2 separate regions of the Mus musculus genome follow, and region 2 is linked to region 1. Evidence: chromatin loops called from intact Hi-C (ENCODE). Cell type or tissue: gastrocnemius. All regions are shown on one strand. Each heading gives the region's core, and the rest is flanking DNA. Links, peaks and the distances in the headings are about the cores only. Region 1 has its middle 4.4 kb from the start of Nipsnap2. Region 2 overlaps Sfswap (splicing factor SWAP).

Evidence for each region. Peaks named below come from ENCODE experiments on the same cell type or tissue, not always from the same donor. Only the 100,000 strongest peaks of a DNase experiment are listed, where the experiment ranks them.
Region 2: it touches region 1 in a loop (2.3-fold over the local background); 2 of 42 quality-filtered maps call a loop at or near these places.

Annotation. Positions count from the first base shown.
Region 1 is chr5:129,719,244-129,722,155 of GRCm38, forward strand. No RefSeq gene overlaps it. Among named protein-coding and RNA genes, the nearest start is that of Nipsnap2, 4.4 kb to the right of the region's middle. In gastrocnemius, for the core only: a CTCF peak has its summit at 1,152 (motif pointing left); no DNase peak of the experiment used is centred there.
Region 2 is chr5:129,533,490-129,536,401 of GRCm38, forward strand. All of the region lies in intron 7 of Sfswap (splicing factor SWAP), which reads left to right. Among named protein-coding and RNA genes, the nearest start is that of Sfswap, 34 kb to the left of the region's middle. In gastrocnemius, for the core only: no CTCF peak of the experiment used is centred there; no DNase peak of the experiment used is centred there; H3K4me3 peaks cover 202 bases; H3K27ac peaks cover 2,500 bases.

The DNA.
Region 1 (2,912 bases), core at 99-2,598:
TGAAGTCCTAAATAACATGGCCGGTGAAACTGGAGAGATGGCCCAGTAGTTAAGAGCTCTTGGAGTCCAGAATTACCTCGCAAACTACACGAACACCAATCTCAGTCACACAGGGAGAGTTTATTGAGCATATACCCCAGGACTTCAGGAACTGAACCATGACCCCATGGTAAGAGCCTACAGGATTTTTAAGCCCAAAATCAACAGCCAAGTTATTTTACCAATCAGGATTTAGTAATAGGGCATTTCCTTAGGAATACGTCTTTGTTGTACACTTCTGTTTCCATTGGTTGAGGTATTCAACTGTGGCAGGAGACTTGCCTTGTTTAATATTCATGGTCTAACCTGTCTACCAGGATGGGACTTGTCTAACAGTCCTGACTTAACTTGCCATCCAGGGTGTCAGTTACCCACTTACATGGCTCTTTCTGCCAAGTAAGATGTCAGTTCCCAGGGAGGTTCTGGGAACTTAAATTTTACTTGACCACTACTCAAAATGGAAGTTTTAGTCCAAATCATTCCTTATATTGGTACAGATGTCTCTTGTCTTGGGGTCCATCCCAGGGGCAGCTTACAAAAGCAAATACTATAAAAGTGTATAGACAGGTGCAGGGGGTGCTGCTGGGTGGTTGGTCTGAGTCCAAGCTTATTGTGGGTAACTATGCAAAACAGTTCTACTGACTTCTATCCTGATTGGTTCCCAAGGGCCCAGAACACAACAGAATATGTAATCAATCTCGGTGTTAGAAAGGTTCCTAATAACAGCAAAACCATTTGAGAAAGTCATGACAGCAGGCAGGCTAGGGCTGGAGAGATGGCTCAGCGGTCAAGAGCACTGACTGCTTGTTCTTCCAGAGGTCGTGAATTCAATTCCCAGCAACCACATGGTGGCTCACAACCATCTGTAATAGGATCTGATGCCCTCTTCTGGTGTGTCTGAAAACAGCTACAGTGTACATAAATAGGTTTTTTCTTCTTCCTTTTTTTAATAAAAAACTAATGGCAGGCTAGCCAAGTAACTGCTACCTAGGCCTTAACAGGAACACTGGCTGCTTTTGCAAAGGACCCAGGTTCAGTCCTCAGCACCCACATCGCATGGCAGTTAACTGTTAACTCCAATTCCAGATATGGCGCCGCCTTCTGTTCTCAGTGAGCACTGCATGCATGTAGTACACAGACATGAGACATGCCAGCAAAGCTCTCATGCATAAATAAAAATCTTTTTTTTTTTAAACAAAGCATAACCAGGAATTTTTAAAGCAGAAGAGAATTGCTAGGGCAGTTTGAACATAGGTAGATATTAGAGAAATAGGATAATGAATTTTTTTAAAAGGTTATCAGAGAAAATGAGGGTAAAGGTAAGCAGCACCAGTATGAAGAGCTGCATGGAGTAAGATGCAGGGCCGGGAAACTGGCTTTTAAAGACTGATCCCAGGCCTGGGCAGTGGTGGCACACACCTTTAATCCCGGTACTCAGGAGGCAAAGTAGGCAGGTAGATCTCTGGGTTTGAGGCCAGCCTGGTCTATAGAACAAGTTCCAGGACATCAAGGACTACATAGAAAAACCCTGTTGGGGGTGGGGAGGGGGAAAACAAAAGCCTGATCCTAAAACATAAACACCTTGTACAGAGAGGTGGGATAGCTTATGTTACTAAGGGAAACTCTTGACTTGGTGCCAGGATAGGTCATGGGAAGGGAAGCCTTTTAGACCAGTGGTTCCTAAAGCTGCAACCCTTTAACACAGTTCCAGGTGGGCATCTCTGCAGACCCGCCTGGAGACGATAGAGGAATGGTGTATCAGTTCCTACAGACCTTTGAGCCCCATGGGCTGAAAGCCCGTTTTAGAGCATCTGGGTCTCTGGCAGTGGGGTCTATGTGATCCTCTCAGCACATCTCAGGTCTCCATCTCCAAGCGTCTATAAGATACTTGACCAATTGATGTGCATGCTGATGCATCGTTTTCATTAAAGTTTCTTGGGCTTGAGCTACAGTTCAGTGGTAGAGTACTTGCCTGGCAAGCACAAGACTCCAAGGAGAACATGATGGTGCTCACCTGTAAGCCAGCAACCTTGCCACCAAGCCTGACAGTCCAAGTGCATCTAAGTTCCTGGGACACACATGGTATAAGAAAATACCATAATAATAAATAATAAATGTAATTTATAAATTTAACTTTTTTAAAAACCAGGCATCAGGATATGGGTCTGGTAGTGTACCCCTTTAATCGCAGCACTCAGGCAAAGTGCAGAGGCCAGCCTGGTCTACATTGTTGAGTTCCAGGCCAGCCAAGGCTACATAGTGATTCTCAATCTTTCTAATACTGTGACTCTTTAATACAGTTCTAAATACACGTATGTGGGTGTGTCTGCCTGTGGCAGCCCACCTGAAGAGGATAGAGGAGTCCTGTCTCAGTTCTTAAACCTAGCTTCATCTTCGATAGTTGTCTTTGGAAACCTCTTTGAAAAGATCATTGGACCAACTGCAATGGCATCCTGACCCCCACAGGTTGAGAACCACTAGGGCCTTGCCACACCACCTCCAGTAGGATCTGTGTGACAAATTCCACAGACTGAGGCGATTGACCTCCTGGAATTGGCTGTGGAACTCTTTAATGGAGAAAATATATTGAGCCGTAGTTCTCATGGCAGTCTATCTGTTTTGTTTTCTCTTATTCTTTTCTTATTTACACATTCCTGGTAGCCTAAGATGGGGGTCACTAACATGACCTTATCCCCAGGGAAACCAACACTTTACTTTCTAAATCATTTACAAAACTTGTATGATAAAAACTTTCCCAACAATAAAATTTCATATGGCTACTTGTGTGTCATCAGAGGTGGATTTTGGTATATGGTAAAGAAAGCCTTAATTAGAAAGATTTAAAATAGTTTAAATTTATACATTGAAGATTA
Region 2 (2,912 bases), core at 275-2,774, 190 kb before region 1:
ACTAAGTCCCCATAGCAGGCCAAGAGCTCTCTCTCAAAATCATTGTCTGTGGGTGAGAGCAAGGCCTTGTTCCAAAGTTCCAAAGGCCTCCACTGTGATTCCCCTGTGCGGTCCTCAAAGGACCCAACCATTACCCCATGTAGCACTGACAACGCAGCAGTGCCATCAGGTTTGCTAGACCATGTGTTCCAAGTGGCACAGCAGCTGGATTGTTTCAGGGATTGTTGCTGTTATTTTGGACCCATTCCTGGTACCACAGTCTGTATTAGGCATGGTTCTCTTGACAAAAGAATAGAGTGTGTATGTTACAAGATGATTCACAGGACTGGCACAGACTGGTCTGGGTAGTGTCATAATAGCCATCTACCCACTGAAGGCTGAGAACCAAATATAGGTGCACAGTTCATAAGGCTGCTGGAGTCCCCACTGAAAGCCTAGGGGAGTACTGGGGAGTCATTGGTCTTCTCCCCCTGGGGCAAGGCCGAAGAGGCTGAGTCAGATGATGGATGGCAGCAGTAATAGGAGAACTGGGTGCACTTACAAGCAAAAAGCAGAGGTGGACCGGGCAGCAGTGCCTCTTCTTTTGGACCGCCTCTTCCTGTTTGATTTGCTGCAGAAAGGTGCCACCTACTCTGAGGGAGGGTCCTCTCCCCTCAGTTAATCCTTCCTGAAAATACCCTTACAGGCCTACCAGTCAAGATGAATCATCTTAAGTTCTAATAATGCCATCTTTCGAAGCCTGGGTGGCTGCTGCTGAAGCCAAAGACAGAAGCTGGTCCATCCGTCACTGTACACCTGTGTGTTAGCTGCTGGCAGCTGTTTTCCCAGTCTGCTACTCTAGTCTGGGGCTGTGTTGTCAGCCTCCAGCCTTAGGCTTTCCTGTGGCTTCTCCATCGCCCGACTGTACTAGCTCCTGTGTTTGTCTCTTTGGGGTTCTCATTTGTTTGCTGGGGCACATCCTTGTTACAACTTGTTACAAGAGACTATGCTGGAAGATACATTTTTTTATTTCAACCCTTAGATAGATAGTGGGAAGGACCTAGTATGATGTAGATGTGTTTTTCCCTCCAGTCTGGAGTGCTCTGTGCTATAACTTCCCAGCCCTTGCCCTCGGCTGATACTGCCTGTTCTCTCCTGTACAACTGGAGCATTCATGGAACAGTGTGTCCATGCCAGTGCTATGTCAGGAATGCTTGCACAGCCTTTCCATTTGGCACTGGCATGCTAGAGAACAAAACAGATGGGAAACAGGGAAGAGGCAGCAGGCTCTGCATCTGCAGTTTTGCTTTCCGTGGGATCCAGTCTGAGGATGTTCAATGGAAAATTCCAGAAATAAAGCAACTCAAAATTTTAAAATTGTGCACTGCTATAATGAGTTATATGATAAGATCTTGAACAGTCACAGACCTTCCCACCGGGACCGGAATTGTCCCCTTCGTCCAGCTGACCCAGCCTGTAGGCTAGTCTCCCTTCCACTAGTCACTTAGGAATTGTCCTCATGTGTTGTGGCTAGGGGTTTACATTCAAAAGACCCTTTTAAAGTCATCTGCCACTGCTATATCCTTGTGCCCAGGCCACCTAGTACCATCACAAATACACTGTTTCATCTTAAATTATACCAAGACGGGTGTGCACAGCACAGCAGGATGTTGGGTGAATAGCCTGCTCGCCTAACTTCTATTACTGTAGTAGTTTAACTCCATTAATCATTTCTGTGGTCACTCTTCCTGTGACTGCTTTGCAAGTTAAGCCTTTATGAGTATTTGTGTGTAATAAATAGCCATGCAGGGCTCAGTGCTGTTTACAATGGCAGATGTTCCCACAGCACAGTGGCTATACAGGGGTTTCCAACCAAGAATCCTAGGAAGGGATTGACCAAAGACTTAGAGAAAGCTGGCATGAGCTGGGATGATTCTCACAGAGGCCCCAGAAGAGGAGGAAGAAGGAGCTTGTGGGAACACCTCCCAGACAGAAGCTTGCTGAGCCAAGAGGCCCAGGAAATCTGACTGGAGGCATGACATTTCCTAGACCAGAGCTGTAGGACAGAAAGGGTGTAGATGAAAGCCCAATGCAGTTCTGGACACAGTTGGTTTGGAACATGAGTGACCTCTCCAGTTAAGAGTGCCGAGTGAAGAGTTCTTAGATGTAGCCCAGGACTGGAGACGGGAATAGAATGCAAGCCTTTAGCCTTGGGAAAGGCTGAGGGGTGCCTGTCAGCCAGCTAGAGGTGGGAAGGAGGTGGAAGGACATGGCATGAATGGTACAGGAGGGACTGAGGGCGTTGCCTGAATGGTACATAGCCTCAGAGCAGAGTCAGTGGCCCTGCATCTTCCTTCAGGGTGCAGCACCAGGGACGGCCAGGAAGGTGGCTCACTGCTGACTCTCAGAAGCTCTCAGCTTGTGACCTGTGAGTTTTTTAAACATGTCTCCTTTAATGTCGTAGTTGTGTCTTAGGAAAGTTTCAGGATCCTCAGCACATACCTGCTCAAGAGCTGAAGGCTCTGGAAGATGATTAGATAGGGCTGGAGTGTAGCTCTGTTGGTGGAGTAGCTGCCTAGCAAGCATAGGGCCCTGGGTGGTTAGGCAGATGGCACCAGCCTTGCTCTGGGTTATTGCACATGTAAGCTTGTGAATAGCTGGAAAAGTGCTTCCAGGTGTGCCTCCACGCTAGCAGCTCACCCTTCCTTCCATGTTACTGCCTAGATGGCCTGGGAACCTGGGGCACTTTCTCTGTTGCCTCGTTTGGTGTGGATTTTTGCAGTACTCAAAGAAATACATTTATTAGCATACTATCACCTATTTTCACTCACTTAAAAACCCAGACCTGGTCAGTCATGGTGCTTTGTTCCTGTACTCCTGTCTCCTCAGTAAACTGAGGAAGGGTGCTCACTAGAGACCAAAGTTTAGAGGCC